Linked DNA regions of Mus musculus: region 1 is linked to region 2. Evidence: chromatin loops called from intact Hi-C (ENCODE). Cell type or tissue: heart. All regions are shown on one strand.

What was found. A loop is a pair of places that touch in the nucleus more often than their neighbours do. Peaks named below come from ENCODE experiments on the same cell type or tissue, not always from the same donor. Only the 100,000 strongest peaks of a DNase experiment are listed, where the experiment ranks them.
Region 1: a loop joins it to region 2, with 5 times the contacts of the local background. A loop is called at or near these places in 34 of 42 quality-filtered maps.

What each region holds. Positions count from the first base shown.
Region 1 is chr7:49,122,484-49,130,483 of GRCm38, forward strand. It overlaps 9130015G15Rik (RIKEN cDNA 9130015G15 gene), which reads right to left. Exons shown (of 4, transcript NR_154465.1): 4 at 1-1,580. It also overlaps a transcript of Nav2 not described here. Among named protein-coding and RNA genes, the nearest start is that of 9130015G15Rik, 36 kb to the right of the region's middle. In heart, CTCF peaks have their summits at 215 (motif pointing right) and 3,221 (motif pointing right); no DNase peak of the experiment used is centred here; H3K27ac peaks cover 515 bases; H3K27me3 peaks cover 1,436 bases.
Region 2 is chr7:49,422,043-49,430,042 of GRCm38, forward strand. All of the region lies in intron 6 of Nav2 (neuron navigator 2), which reads left to right. Among named protein-coding and RNA genes, the nearest start is that of Gm51447, 12 kb to the right of the region's middle. In heart, CTCF peaks have their summits at 4,230 (motif pointing left) and 5,980 (motif pointing right); no DNase peak of the experiment used is centred here.

The sequences.
Region 1 (8,000 bases), 300 kb before region 2:
TTCTATAACTTCATGACTGTGCATGAAGCTCTAGTAAACGAGACGCAAGTGTCTCTGCGAAGTGCCTGTTCTGATCTTTTGGATACATACCCGGGTTTTGTATGGCTGTCTCATGTGGTAGATGTGTTTTTAATTTTTTGAAGATTTTTATCACTTTTTAAAGTTATGTGTCTGTGTGAGGTGTTCGTGTATGCAGGCAGGCACCTGAAGAGTCCAGAAGGGGGCATCAGATCCCCTGGAGCTGGAGTTCCAGGCAGTGGTGAGCTGGTGAATATGGATGTCTGGAACAGACACAATGAATACGCACCTTTTACCCTGCACCATCTTCCTAGCCCCTAGTTTGGGTGTGGAAGGAATTTGCACACTGATCTCCACAGAGGCGGGCATGGTTTCCATTCCCACCAGTGGTCTAAGAGCCCCTTCACCCCTTCTGCACCAGCATCTGTTGTCACTAGTGTTTGCTTTTTTAATGACTGTCACTCTGATGGGTTCTCACTGTAACTTTAATTTCCCTTCCTCTGATGGAGAGTGAGGCTGACCATCCTTTCATGTGTCTAATAGAAATTTGCGCCTCATCTTTTGAGGACTCTGCTTGCTTCACTGGCTCCTTTATTGTAGGCTTTTTTGATCCTTGTTTAGCTTCTTGAAGTTTATTTGGGTTTTGGTTTGGGGGTTTTTCTTCTTCATATTCCAGCTAATTCTCCTCTGTTGGATGTGTAGCTTGCAAAGGTTCTGTGAGCTGTTTCTTTAGATGATTATGTTAGCCATTTCCTGGGCCTCTGCCTTCTAGCTTCAGTTATTGGCATTATGTCCCAAGCAACTGGAGTCCTGTTTGGAAAACCCTAGCCAGTTCATGTATCTTGAGGTATTTTCCCTACTGTGCCCTTCTCTGGAATTTGAAGGAAGAAAGATACATGACTGTTTGGGGTTAAATTTCCCTGAGAAATGACTTCTGTTGTAGAAAATAGCACAGGAAATTGGTACCACCTATAAGGGATAGCCAGTGACACAGAGAGGCAGGGCTGTGTATATTTGTAATTGGTCCCTGGGCAGCTCAGAGCTGGATAAAGATGTTCAGTGTCCTCTGCTCAACAGGGAGAACAGGCTGGAATACCCCACATCAATCAGCCAGGCCATTACATGAGCTGGGAAACTCCCTTCAGGCAGGCTAGAGGAGAGACTAGCCTGGGAGAACACCAGTGCTGGGGAGGATGCCCTTGTCCTTTAAGGGGTCTGGGTAGCATACCACACAGCATGTGCTGTTGTGACTTTGTAGGCTTATGGATGGACCCATAGTCATGTCTACAGCCTGTAGGAGTTTTACACATAAGTCCTCTTGAAGGCAATGATCTAACTTCATTGGGTACTGTAGAGCTCAAGATGGCTTTCAGACTGATATTTCTACATTCCAGAGTTGAGGTCCAGCAATACTTGGTAGAAGTGTTGTTTCTTCTTTCTAACACGTTCGTAGGATGTGGTGTGGTATTTCAAAAGAGATGCCACCATCAAGGAATACATTCCTCTGCTGTTCCCTTCTTTTCCTGGATGGTCTTCCTCTGGCTTGCCCTTCCTGCTCAGACCTAAGAAGCAGAGACAAAATGAGTTTATCCCAAACGTAGCACCGTGACACCCTGCTCTCCCACTGCCTTCCTCCTCTGCATCTTTCCTCTTTCCCTCTTTCAAATAGTCCTCTCTCATCTGCTCTCCCAAGTTTCCATGTGTCTAGCTTCCGGTGGGACAAAAGAGGCATGGGACGGAGTCTAGGCAGTGTATATCCTGGGAACATTGCTACGGAGCTGTAGAAAACCATCTGAAACAAGGGAGACCCCTCGGTGAAGATGCTAATGCCAACATCACATCTAAAACCAAGAGATTCTGACCAGTCTCAGTGGGAAACCAGAGGAGGTGTGGAGGATTGTGGTACGTGGACCAAATGGATGGTGTGCAGCGATTAACAGTGAGGTGTGAAAGAAAAAGCATGCAGACATACTTATGGTGGACAGACAATGCATTCTACAAAATTATATCATACAACATATTTGCAACAACATGGAGAATAAGAAGTGAACTGAGCAGTTAGCAGCAAAATTGACCGCGTATGAGCTCTAAAATTGACCTCTAGATTACTAGAGCTGCAACAGTGGTCCTTAGGAAGATCTACAGTGTATGGGCTCTTCTGGAGCCATAACAGTGGTCCTTAACAATGTCCTGTGTCACCAACCTCTGTTAGTTTTTTTATTGTGTTTGAGGTGGTTTCATTTTTTAAAAAGATTTATTTTATTTATGTGTGCATGCATACATGTGTAAATACATGTATGTGTATGTATCTGTACATGCATGTATGTGTGCATTTGTGTGTGTGTGTGTGTGTGTGTGTGTGTGTGTGTGTGTATTTGTGTGCTCATAAAAGTTCCCACAGAGGCCAGAAGACGGTATCAGATCCCCAGTGGTGTAAGCCACTGCACATGAGTGATGGGAACCAAACTCAGATTCTTCTACAAGAGCAGGAAATACTGTTAACCACTAAGCCATCACTCCAGCCCCCTCCGTTAGATATGCAGTGACTTAGCTAGCCCAGGCTGCTCTCAGACTTGCAATGTGGATAAGGGTCAACTTGATCTACTGACCTTCACACCTCCACCTCCTTCAGGAATCATGGGCAAGGGACCCAAGTCTCCCTTCATGTAACTCATTTTTAAGGCATGAAATAAATAACAGGAGGATTTTTTTCCCAAAGAAAACAATGATAATGAAAAGCAAGTACCAAGATAATAAAAACCAATGGGTGGATGTGTGCTGCTTCTTCATGCCTCGAGTAAAACAGAGGAAGCTGGGTATCTCGTCTACATGCTTGATGCTGTTAGTCTCCTTGATGTATTCTCAGCATGACTGCCTCCTGCTGGACAAGATGTGGCCTATGCACACCCCAGGAGATTGACAGTGTTCTGGACTTGGGGTGAGAGCTGGGCTTTCTGGTTGCCACGGATCTGCTGACGGCTTTGGTGGGGACATTTTGCTTCTGCAGGTACTCTGACAGCTCTGGGAATCAGGAGGTGGGAGGTTTTCCTCCAGCACTAGTCAGACCATCGAGATCAGAGCCAAGACTGCAGCTCCCGTTGGAGCTGAAAGAGTTCCTGAAGGGAAGATGACAGGTTTGCAGATGAGGTGTCTACCAGCCCCAAATGAGCTAATGCCAGAGAGTGATGGCACTCCCTGTCCACATGGGGGCAGCACTGAATCAGTGTGACTGAGGACCTGGGCCTGAAGGACCTTGGGAGGGACTCTGAGAGTGGCTAGTTCTTGGCAAAGGGGCCTTATAACAAGCTTGTAGGTATGCACTCTGGAGTTAGCCTACTGTTTAAAGCCACACTTCAGGGACTGGAGAGATAGCTCAGCTGTTAAGGACAATGCCTGCTTTTCCAGAGGTCCCGAGTGCAATTCCCAGCAACCACATGATCAGAACCATCTGTAATGGCATCTGATGCCTTCTTCTGGCATGCAGGTGTACATGCAGATAGAGCACTCGTGTACATTAAATAAATAGATAGATAGATAGATAGATAGATAGATAGATAGATAGATAGATAGACCACACTTTATTTACTATGTAACCTAAGCCTTCCAGGCCTAGGATTGATACAAAGAGCAAATTAACTAACACATAGCATATTCCATGTCATTTCCTGCACACACACACATTTGTCCCTTCAGCTCATGATTTGGACAGGGACCAGGCCTGTGGTGATTTGGTCTTTAGTGGATTTCAAGCTGGGGAATCACATGAGGTGGGTGACCCAGGCAGCCAACGTGTCCTCAGCTCAGGGCCACGGTGTTGGTCTCCCAATAGTATAGCAGGGTGCTTTCCCTGCAGTGAATGCTGAGAATGAAGAGAGAAGTCAGGGTTTAACCCCTGCATTGCTGGCATGTCTTTCACTCTACCACACTCTCTGAGCCAGAACAAGCGTCACAGTCAGATCAGTCTCAAGCTGAGGAAAGGTGGGTCTCACTGTAGCAGCAATGGCAGGCTCTGTAAACAGGCTCCTGCAGCAAATCAGCCCTGAGCCAGGCACCCAGGGGCCCATCACTGTATCCAGCCCCATAGCGGAAAAGACCAAGAACCCTCTGCTCCAGGGACATCACCAAGGTCACACAAATAGAAAGGAAGGGGGCGGTTATATAAGCCCAAATCTCTCAAAAGTTAAAAGCTCATCACACCATGTTATCAGCTGTGAGCTCTCTGCCAGGGCACTCACCCCCTCTGCTCGTCACAGTCCTGTGATAGCAGCAGGTGTCATGAAGACAATATGAAGATGAATTTCAGACACCAGTGGGGCAACACCCACAGTGGGTGTTAGGGAAAGCTGTCTGCACTGTCACCCTGGGACCAGCAAGGACCGGATGGACTGAATTAGCTGATCTGGCTAGGCGGGTGTACCTCCCCTCACTCCCCCCCCCACACACACACACTTGTTGTTGCATGTGCATCCATCCTGAAGCTGTGTTCTTGGGAAGAAGATGGCTTTCCTGACTAGGACAGGATGGTCTTTCACTTAATGGTATGTACGTAACTGCACTCCCCACTACAGCCTCCAGCATCTCTGGAGAAGGAAGTCTTAAGTCACAGGAGATAGAAGCCCGGGTTATATGAGGTTATGATATGAGCCTTGTTCATGCCCAATCTGTCTCTTGCTGCAAGATTCTGCATTTGTGTTTACCTCTTTTAGCTCTCTAGAGCGAGCTAGGGTAACTGAGGGAGTGGGATGCCCCATCCACCTGCCCCACCCACTGGCAAACCTTCCAAGTGGCAGCCATTAACATGAGTGTGTGACAGACCTTTCACTCCTGAGCATTAAGGAACCTCCCTGGGAGCTTCCGGCCCTCTCTCTTTTTCCCAGGCCACCTTCCTGGTGAATCCCCAGTAAGCCTCTTGGTGCCTGGAATCCACCCCTGGAATCTCTATTCCCCAACTGGCTCTCCCTCAGCTCCTCACTCCTGTTCTGTCCCAGCACTAACAGAATCTGCATGTTTATTAAATTGCTTCTCACCAAAATTGCATCTCCTGGTTTCCCAGGTGGTGACTTCCCAAGTAGCTCTCTGTTGAGGCAGGTTTTGTCACCTATGGTAAGATATCACCTCTGTGTTCTTGCTGTGCTGGCCTCTCCTTTGCTTCCCCAACCCTCAAGTCAGATGGGGAGAAAAAGAAAAAAGAAAAAGCAAGAATGTGCTTCCTAAAGAAATCTGACATTTCTTTAGAAATCCCAGGCTGTGGCGCCACCTCCGAGGTCCCGCCTTACCAGCTCTATAGCCACAGCCACTTGCTCCCAGCTTCAGGAAAATGTGACTGACTAACGAGCTAGTGTAGCTGAGACTGGGCTCTGAAAGCAACTTCCTGGGTTCGAATCAAAGGTTTTCTGAGCTTTGGTGTCTTCATCTTTATGATGAGCAGGCCAAATATGTGCGGAAGATGAACTGCATAGCTCAGCTGAGAGAAAACACCTGTCAATAACCTATGCATTCTGCACAACACATCCTCCTTAGCGCACCCTACACAGCATGTTCTCCATGGTATATCCTCCACAGCATATCCTCTACATTATATCCTCCACAGCATATTCTCTACATTATATCCTCCACAGCCATCCACCACAGCTCATCCTCCACAGTGCACCCTCCCCAGAGCATCCTCACAGCGCGCCCTCCACAGTATATCTTCCACAGCACATGTTCTCCACAGTATATCCTCCACACCACGTTCTCCACAACGCACCCTCCCACAGAGCATCCTCCACAGTGCACCCTCTCCCAGCACATCCTCCACAAAGGACCCTCCACAGCCTGTTCTCCACAGTAAATCCTCCACAGTGCATCCTCCACCGCGCACCCTTCACAGTGCACTCTCCACAGCATATCCTCCACATTGCTAATGGCCGCGGTCAGCAGATGACACACTGGGAAAGCATTTGTGTGTGGAGAGAACCTGCTAAGGCATAAATACCAGTTTCATCCCGTTAAGAATAATGATTGTAAGGCCTTAGGCCAGACATTCTGTCTTGCCTTGCATATTCACACATCAGGAAATGAGAGAAGTGGGGCCAGACAGAAGGTAGGTTTGTCACACTGATCCTTTCTACGGAGGGGACTTCACTGAAAAGGATGTTCCCACATTAAGTGAGTTGGGGACACTCAGTGTTGCAGGTTGATCTGTGATGTAGAAATGTCCTATCAGATTGATGCTTTACGACATTGCTGGCCGTACTATTTTGTACTGTTATTTACAGGCGTGTTCTTGAATGCACATGAGCACCATGGGTGCTCCCATGCCACCAGAAACCAGAAAAAGTTTTCAGATCCTCTGGAGCTAGCATTACAGTTGTGAGCCATCAAATATGGGTACTGGGAACTAATGTTGGGTCCTCTGGACGAGCAGCATGTGCCCTTACCTGCTGAGCCTTCCCCAGCCCATAGACTGTGGAACCGTTAAGAGGAACCTGTGATGGTTATACTAGGGCCATGCTACCTATCATGCTCTCTGCTTCCAGTTCCCCTCTGGCATGAGCAGCCTCTGCCTTGGGTGCCCACTAGTGCGCTGATGGCTGGAAACTGAATTTCCCTTGTGGACCGAACCCTTGATTCAGAATGGCTTCTTCCTCCCCGAGGCTGGTTTTGCCATGCATTTTGGTCACAGGAACAAGAAAGCCATTGAAACATTAGGTCAAACAAAACAATAGAGTCCTTGGTGCCTTTAAATGTAAAGGGGTACATCAGCAGGCAGAGGAGACCATCTGCAAGGGCTTCTGGAGAGTTCTTTGTCCACAGATTCTTTCCACTCGGCATAACTGGTAAACTCTGGGTAGACAGGCACCTCATCCACCTTCCCAGCATGACCTTCAGCCTAAGATCAGGCAGGGAGGCATCTCAGATAGCTGACACAGAACAGAGTTCCCCCTTCATGGTTCACTCTGGCCACAATTATGTCTAATTCTACTTCTGTAATGCCACAGCCTGGCCCAGTCAGATATCTGCAAGTGGATAGCCATGCATGACTGGAGTGTCCCTAGAGTCAGCAGAGGGAAACCAGGCAGATCATCAGGGAACAGAGACAATGCTGGGCTCCTCTGTTATTTAGAAAAAAGTCAGGAAATTGCCCTGGTTCCTGCCTACTGAGTCCAACCTTGGTGTAACACATGTGGGGTTCAGGAATCCAGGGCATCCAGCCAACCTCAGCTCTCATCAGCACCAAAGTCTTGGGCGACATTCTCCCTCTGTCATGTCAGTCAATAGCTTAAGAGCACACCAGCCATTGGCAGACTTTGAGGAGCCACTCACTCATCCCTACCCTGTTTAACTGAGATAGATGCTAGAGAAGTCCTGAGATATGAGCTGGTCTGCTGTGACCAAGTTCCCCAGTCTGGAGCTATTCAAAGCTCAGGTCCCCCTGCCTACCACTCACGGAGGTTCTGATGTGAGAACTCCACTCCCTTTTTTGGCCCCATTAGGATCATAGAGGTTAAGAGACTTGAAGACTCCATAGCCAGCCTGTGAGTGTGCCTGGCTTGAGGTTGGCACAGGGTTCCCTAGAGACCTTTCCTCATTGCCCAGGCTGACCTCCCTGGGGAGGACAAAGGGGCCTCCTGGAGAGGTGATCTGAGCCCTCTAATGTCTCTCTGCTCTGAGCTTTCCTTGCCACTGCTCTTTGCCCTACAGAGGAGAGGACCACCCCACCCAGAGACACAGCCACACAGCCTCCACAAAAGCCTCTGCCTCCTCCATTCATTCATTTGTTCTTCCAGCCCATCCCTTAATAGCAGCAATTTTGTGCCCATTTTACTGATTTCTATACAGAGGATAGCTAGTGAAAATAATAACCCTCTGTCAAGTGATGGGTATGGAGCCTGTGCCAAGCCTGTCTCTACTGTCCATTCAGCTATATAGCATCTATACATAGGAAGCCCATAAGGGGCAATTAGAACATCAGCCCTCAGCCCTCTAGGATGGTGGGA
Region 2 (8,000 bases):
CTGACATGTACCTAAAATAAAATAATATAATATAAAATAAAGGCTTGATACTTGCTACAGTCACAGAGGCAGGGAAGGGTGAAGGTTGAAATGAGACAAATTGTTTTAAGATGCTGAACTTAAAATAAATCTGGCCTACTTTATTGACATTACAGTGACTATCAATGGCCTGGTATAGTAAGAACTCCTTTGGGTTTGAGACTAAAACCGGCGGCCTCACTTTATCCTCTACGCGTGAGATCACTGAAGAACTGTAACTTACGCGACATGCTCAGCTGTCCTTGCGACTGGGCCTTGTTCACGTGAGACCTGTTCTCCTTCCTGGTGGGCCTCCTCCTCTGGGCTTTGTCAGCTGTGTCATCTCTTTGCTCTGTTCTTCTGGTCGGGAGATGGGGTTTGACGACTAGCATTCCGTCATGTCCGTGTTATACTGGGTCCATTGATTGAGAGTGTCTGTAAGCGTGTCACTTCGTGGTTGGTGACAGTCAGAGTCAGTGATTAGAAGACAGGACTGTAAGATAATCACCTGCGTTGGGCTGTACACCAGGATTCTGACATGACGTTATGAGTCTAGTAGATGGAAGGAACCTGGCACTCTAAGTCCTGTAGAGGAGAATATTGTGGTACCTCTCTTTCTTTCATTTGCTCCTGTAGAGACTGGGATGGGACTAGCATCAGGCTGGTTGTGGGAACTAAGGGGCTAAGATGCTGCTTTGCAGAGGCACATGGAGTGTAGTTCCACATGTGTGCCATAGCAGAGGTGCTTGAGTCCTGAGCACAAAGGAGTAAGAACCCATTCAGCTTTGGGGAGGAGTCCGAAGCTATTCCAACTGCTTTCCCTTAATACTAGGACGGTAGCCCAGGAAGGAGTGTGTTGCTCTAAAAAAAAAACTTCTAGTGTTGATCTGGGTGTCAATCTAAGAACAGATCTGCTGGGTTCACTTTTGCAGGCTCTGTAGTGGATCTGCCCAAGGTTGCCATAGTGATGGTTAAGCCTTGTTGGTCATTCTGGAACTGTGACCCTGGACAGAGAGAGCAGAGGATGACTGTCATTTCTGGGAAGCAGCTGCAAAAATATCGTGATCTCTGGGCTGCAATCCATTATGGTTGTGGGGTGGGGTCGGGCTGGACCAGGGGCCACTGTAGCATCTCAACTATGCTCCAGAAGGTTGTCTAGAGACAGAGCTCTGTGTGCAGATGGACCAGGCTAATCTATCAGGCTGGGTTAAACTACCACACTCAAAGTCCTCACAAGGCCCTGGAAGAGGAAAAGACCTGGCCAGCTACAAAGCCAAACTCATCCCCGGGGCTGGACTACGAATGTCTGTGGAAGACTCTGGCCTCCAGTTAAAGACAAGGCAAATACTCGGAAGAGAGATGACTACACTTGAATTCTAGCCTTGACACTTTCCAGAAGTGTGACTCTGGTTACGTGCTGCCTATAGGTAACACCTTCCGGACTTTACATGAATCCACATTCACATGTGTACATACCAACACAGAAGCCCATATACACATAGTTAAAATAATAAACTAAACTAAAAAAAAAGAGATGGGCTTCATTGTAAGGTAGGGCTCTGTGTGTGTGTGTGTGTTGTGTGTATGTGTGTGTGTATGGATCAGTGCAAATTCTTTTTTTAAAAAGCTTTATTTTTATGTTGTGTGTATGGTTATTCAGCCTGCACGTGTTCCTGTATATCACATTTGTGCAGTACCTAAGGAAGCCAGGAAAGGGAATTAGATCACCTAGGACTGGAATTAAAGGTGGTTGTGAGCTACCTTGTGGATACTGGGAATAGAGCCTGGGTTTTCTAGAAGAGCAGTCAGTGCTCTTACCTGCTAAGCTACCTCTCCAGCCCCAATGTACTAGCATCCAGCTACCCCACTGTTTTTTCCTGTACTGTGTCTACCTCTTTCTGGTCCCTTCTTCCGAGTTACCTATCATACTATCTCCCATTACCCTCTCTTCCCTTTCTTCCCCTCCATAGTCTCCTTTCTACTTTTCTGTCTCTCTCACACACACATACACCTAGATTACTGTGAAAGAGAGCTTGTTTCTCAAGGTCTGATGATGGACTATCAGTCGGTCAGCTTTCAAGGTGGCTATGCAAATATAGACCCTGGACTTCATACACTTTGCCCTTTCGATTCTGGCTTCTGAGTTTATATTTGAGATTCCTATAATCCTCAAGCTGTAAAGGTGGAAAACCCTTACTCTTCTTAGCCTTGTGTTCTTAGATGCACGTCACGAGAAACACCATTTTCTAATTGCCCTGTAACTCTCAGCGAGAATTTGATGACTTACTGTTACAGGGGTGACTATAGGTAGTGAGACCCATCCCCCCCCCTGTTCCATACCCCCCAAGTCAAGCCCAGCATGCAGCAGGAGCTCAAAAATGGGGAGCCATGAAAATTTTATATCCATTTTATCACAGCTATATTTAAATTTATTCTCAGAGCCAGCACTTGATAACTGGGTTCACTGACAGCCAGGGACTTCAAAGCCAACTTTGGTTTTGTGTTTTTTTACCTTGCCAGTCTTCAAGTCATTGTTGTATTTTATTTTAAAATGTTCTCATTCTTTCTTGTGCCAGCTGAGCTCATAGAAAACAAGGAGCTGGGGTTTGACCCCTTACTTGGGCTGCAGGTACGCAAGGTGGTGTCTATGGTAGCAGAAGGCCAGGAGTGCTTTGAGGGTTTCAGCTTTCCCTAGTCAGTTCTTTGTGCTCGTGGCTCTTAAAGAGTTTGGAGTCTCTTTCTGCCCAGGAGAGCAGACACCAGGGAGAACTATGAAAGCCTCACACTCCAGCTTTTGTCCTTAACACTAGGATTAAACAAAAGCCAACCATCAAGGGGAACAAAATTATGTCTGGTGTGTTTTCTCTGGCTGTCTTTGGGGGCCATTTTCTTATCTGCTGCAGAATTCGGGAAAGCCCTGGGGAGAGGGGGCAGGAAAGCCCTTGGGTGTGTGTAAGGCTATGAATGGTGGCGCTTGGGCTCACCCTTTCTCATGGAAACAAGACGGTTGTGTGGCCAGGTTTGCCTTTTCTGCAATATGGACGTGCTACCAAATCAGCACACCAGCTTACGGTTTCGCTGAACGCTGTCCTTGCTTTGGGGAGCAGGAAGAATGAGAAGGAGGAAAGGAAACTGAGTCGGATGAGAAGACAAAATGCGAATTTGGTTTAGTCTGTGTTGGGGTGTGAGATGAGTGCCTGTTGTGCGTGTGATCTGCAGGTCATCAGTCCAGTGCTTCTCCTGCCCCTGTTTGTCAGGCAGAGAGCATCCCATGTACATGAGTTCTATTTCATTTTAAGCTTCATTAGCAGGGGAATACACTTAGGCATCTGGGTGCTCTCTTAGTCAGGGTTACCGCAGTTTGATCTGCAAGGCTAGGTTCATTCCATTTTAATATTCTTTAAAAACATTTTTTTCCTCCTAACTTGTGTATTTGACAGTATTCATCTACATTTAAAGATAAATTTATTTTGGAGTAAATGAAATGAACTCCTCTGTGGACATGGAAGGCCTGTCTTCACGTTGCAAGAGGGGAGAGGGGCAACTGAGCTGTGAACCTCTAGTCCAGCCACAGCTGGTACTTGGTGATGGGCATCTCATGAAGGCACTTGAGCCCTTCTCTGCAGAAGACAGACTCTCTAGGGCTGAAACCAACCTATCAGATAAGATGTTCTTTAGAACACCAGCCTGGTGTGGGAGGGATACAGCCTCTAGATGCAGTACGTGAAGGGTCGCAGCAAGAATATCCGTTTTAAGGTATTGGCGAAGGTAGCCTCAATTGTTGGTAAGCCTGTCTGTGACTGTTGTGCCTGTGTGAGTGGCCATGCTGAAGGATGTTGTGCACCGGGATCCCGAGGAGCTCCTGCTGGGTTTCAGCAGTGCCTATGCCTGTTTCTGTAGCTTAGAGGCTCTTTGAGCTTTGCGGATGATAACGCAGGCTCAAGCATCAGCGTCCGTAGCCTGCCTAATTCTTTGTAAGGTGATGCAGGTCCCTCTGTGTCCTGAGCCTGTTGCCTTGACTGTGATGGGAGAATCATAGTATTTTCCAGAAATGACAACTGGGTTGCAAGGCCCTCAGCCTATAGAGACTCAGCTTGGGAAAAGCGAGGCTTTGAGAGAGAGAGAAGAAAGAAAACAAAACAAAACAAAATTCACACAACCATCTTGCTTCAGTAGCCCACGACAGTGAGCCTCTGCTGCCCTCTGCTGTCTAAGTCTTGTGCTACATCTCATCTCTGTCTAGCATTCTTTTTTCTTAATTTAACTTTAAAAAAAATTTTTTTTTTGTCTTATAAATATGGGTATTTTTGCCTATGTGTATATCTGTGTGCAGATTGCGTCCCTCGATGCTGGCACAGGCCAGAACAGGGTATCAGAGCCCTTGGAACTAAATTACAGATGGTTGTGAAATGCCTTGTGGTGCTGAGAATCAAAACTGGGTCCTCTGGAAGAGCATTCAATGCTCTTAACCATTGAACTAAGGTACCCTGTTAGAAGTGTAAAGATGCTTCGATTGTCTAGATGTTCCCGTCCAGGCATAGGTTCCCTGCTTTCTTTCCTCCACTTGGGAGGGTGACTGTAGACCCAAGAACGGCTAAGTATGTTCAGTAAGGTCCTGGTGGCCTGGAGGAAAAATTCTGTCTGTAGTAACAAGGAACTGACTGAGGGCCTGAGCTAAGCCCCTCCTCCTCTCAGCTGTCACTCACCCCCCTCCCCCAGGTGAGTAGCTAGGTGAGCTGCTGAACTAAGCCCCTCCTCCTCTTAGCTGTCACTCACTCCCCCTGAGGTGGGCATTGAGCCGTGGGATTCAAGGAGAAGGATGAATCCTAAGGAAAGAGATCTTTGCTAGCAGGAGTGGATTTTTTACTAACTGGAAAGGTTTGCTAGATTTTATTTGTTTTTCGCGGGTGACTAATTTCAAATGAGACAAAGCAGTATGGTTAACAGCCCCACTCTTGATCATACACCCTTCATGTTCCGGGACATGTCTAAGGTCATTTGTGCAAAGTCTCTTCTGTATTAAGCATCAGAATAGTCACTGATAGTCTAGAGTGTAGAGAGAGGTGCCAGGCCTTGCCCTAGTGGGACTTACAGTCTGGTGAGAGAGACAAGTAAAAAATCAACCAATAGAGTCGGTACTTACTCCTCTGCAGAAACTTAGATGCCACACATAGATGTATGCTTCTGGGCTGGGGGGCCTCAAAGGTGAGACCCACAAAATTTGCAGGGTCTCCTTTATTGTGTTTACCCATTTGCTCACACAATAGTTGGGATGTTTTAGAACATGGGCATTGAAAAGAACAAACACACACACACACAAGTTAATAAAACAGAGAAACAACTCTTGGATCCCCATTAAAAAATAAATATAAAGGGCTTTTGTTTCTGTTTTCTCCCAGCTGGATGGATAAATCTTTTGGGAGGGGAGGTCTCTGGCCCCCAGAGGTGTTCAGGCAGTCAGATCAGCCCTGTTCTGGCTGCCACATGTTAGGTTTCAGCAGACAGCCTTGGTGATGTTTGTAAACCTCTGAACTGATTTTCTCAGATAAAGGAGGGAGACTGTGATTTATGCAGGTTCTGGAAGTGCTTCTGTGATTTGGATAAAGTTACTGGTAAACCCCATAATATGTGACCTTTCCTTAAGCCCCACCTCCTGTAAAGGCATCCATCCATCCATCCATCCATCCATCCATCCATCCCAAATGTACTCTATCCTCAGCGGCGTTACTTACACTCTAGAACTCGGTTCTGTTTCAAGGAAGGAAGGACAGTTGGGAGGGAAGAAAAGCGTGCAAAGGTACCCTCGGTGACATTTGCATTGACTCTCCCCACTCCCCCTCCCCGTGTACTTGGGATGATGTCTCTCACAAGTTCAGCTAAGTTGTGAACTGGTTAAGTCTTGCTCTGCAGTCCTCCTTATGGCCGCAGAGTACTCAAAGGCCTGTTTCGCATGCTTCCTGTAGGGGGCACCACTCATCAAGCAAAACCCAGCCTGCTGTGAGAGCAAGTCATTTTAGGCCTTATATCGAAGAAACCTGTCTCTGCTTTGAAGGTTTCTAGCCCTGGTGATGACCTTATTCTGTCTGTCAATCATGTGTTAGGCATGCTGGGCTCAGACACAGGCTTTCTTATGGGCCAGGATGGCTTTGTATTGTGTTAAGTCCATCTGCTCCACAATCAAACCAAGGGCATATGGGCAGCAGGGGTGGGAGTGGCTTGTCCACACTAAACATGTATCCTAGGACGGGAATTCTCACCCATGTTATCCCATTGATCCCGTAGTCAAATCCAAGACATTTCATCTCCGTTCCTCCAACAGAAGTGTGTTTTCTTTCTGCAAACACCTTCACAGCCTCAGAAGTTACAGGGGACTTGTGGGAGCTAGCTTCCCTCTGGACGTCTCAGCCTTGAGCTTGGCAGAACACGCTTGTTAGTCACAAGCCCTGAAAAGTGATATTTTCACATAATAGCTGTGTGCTATTTCCCACGAGCTTTCGGGTTGGCCAGATATTTCTACGGAGGTGTCCCATGTGTGTGAAAATGTGTCTGGGGTCATCTAGAACAGCCATTGCCAAGATGACCCGGTGATCCCTGCATGATCTTTCTGCCAGCGGCTCCTTTCTGACTGTTTTTATGGTGTTCAGATGAGTTCTGGGATAAATGGTTGGGATGTATAAGGCCCACTGGGACCTAACCTCTGAAAGGGACATCATGGCTTGTCTTCTTATGCTGGCTTGCCCACATTGATGAGGGTAGCTTCTGAGCCATGCTGAGGAGGAGGGCGTGCGACCGAGAGAGTGAAGACTGGGAACTATCTTCCTAATCCAACACAACAAATAAGCCAGACACAAGTCAGTAGGCACTGATTTCACTTGTCAAGATGAATGCGCTCAGCTCCTAATGCAGGATTTCCAACAACTCTGGGAGAGAGGCAGAACTAAGAGGCCAGAGTGTCCTCGGTTACTACCATTGACCCATAGGCTGCTGCATGGCAGAAGCATCAGCCAATGAGAAGGCACAGAGGCGTGACCATAGGCTGCTGCATGGCAGAAGCATCAGCCAATGAGAAGGCACAGAGGTGTGACCATAGACCCATAGGCTGCTGCATGGTAGAAGCCTCAGCCAATGAGAAGACACAGAGGCGTGTGCTGAAAGTGGCACTCTGCTTCTGCCTGTTTGGCAGACATGATCCTTGGCCTCCATATCCCCCATATCCCTGCTGTCTCTCACATAGTAGCTGGCAGGTGATCATCCGTCTTGGTTTCACAACCCCCTAGGGATGGGTCCCAGCATCTCTACATAAAGGCAGCATGATTTTGCGACATCAAACACTCTGAACTTCAAGTACCTTTGCCTTGCAATGAACACGAGAAGAGAACCAGCTCTGAGCATATATTTGCTCAAATCAGTAAAAATCAAGTGCACAGGAGTCAAAAGGGAACCAGGGTGGGGGGAGGGGCAAAGAAACCACAGCAGCTAAGCTGAAAACCCCAGGCCTTTACTCTCATCTTCTTGCCTTTGGCCCAAAATCTGAAGCTGTCTCAGACTTTCAGGCTCTGCCTCAGCCATCCTGACTAAACCAGAGTAAAGGATATTTTTAAGAGCAGGGGTGTAGAGGCTAGAGAGATGGCTTAGCAGTTAAGAGCTAATGCTGCTCTTTCAAGAGACCAAAGTTCAAATCCCGTACCCATGTCAGGCAGCTTCTAACTTCTGAAACTACTCCACCTTCCAGGGGATTGTTATCCCAGGCACATACCTATATGCCAATATATAATTAAAAAAAAAAACTTTAGAAATAAAATAGGGATCTAGAAACAGAATGGCCTGTCCCCAGAGGACATTCCTGGCAAATGGACTCCTGCCACCACTCGATAATTTTGCTTGTGGAATCTCAGAAATGCAATTTATTGATTGTTGAAATCTCCCAATAACAGTTTGCCATGAAGGGGGAATTTGAGATGAAAATATTGATTGAGAAAAGC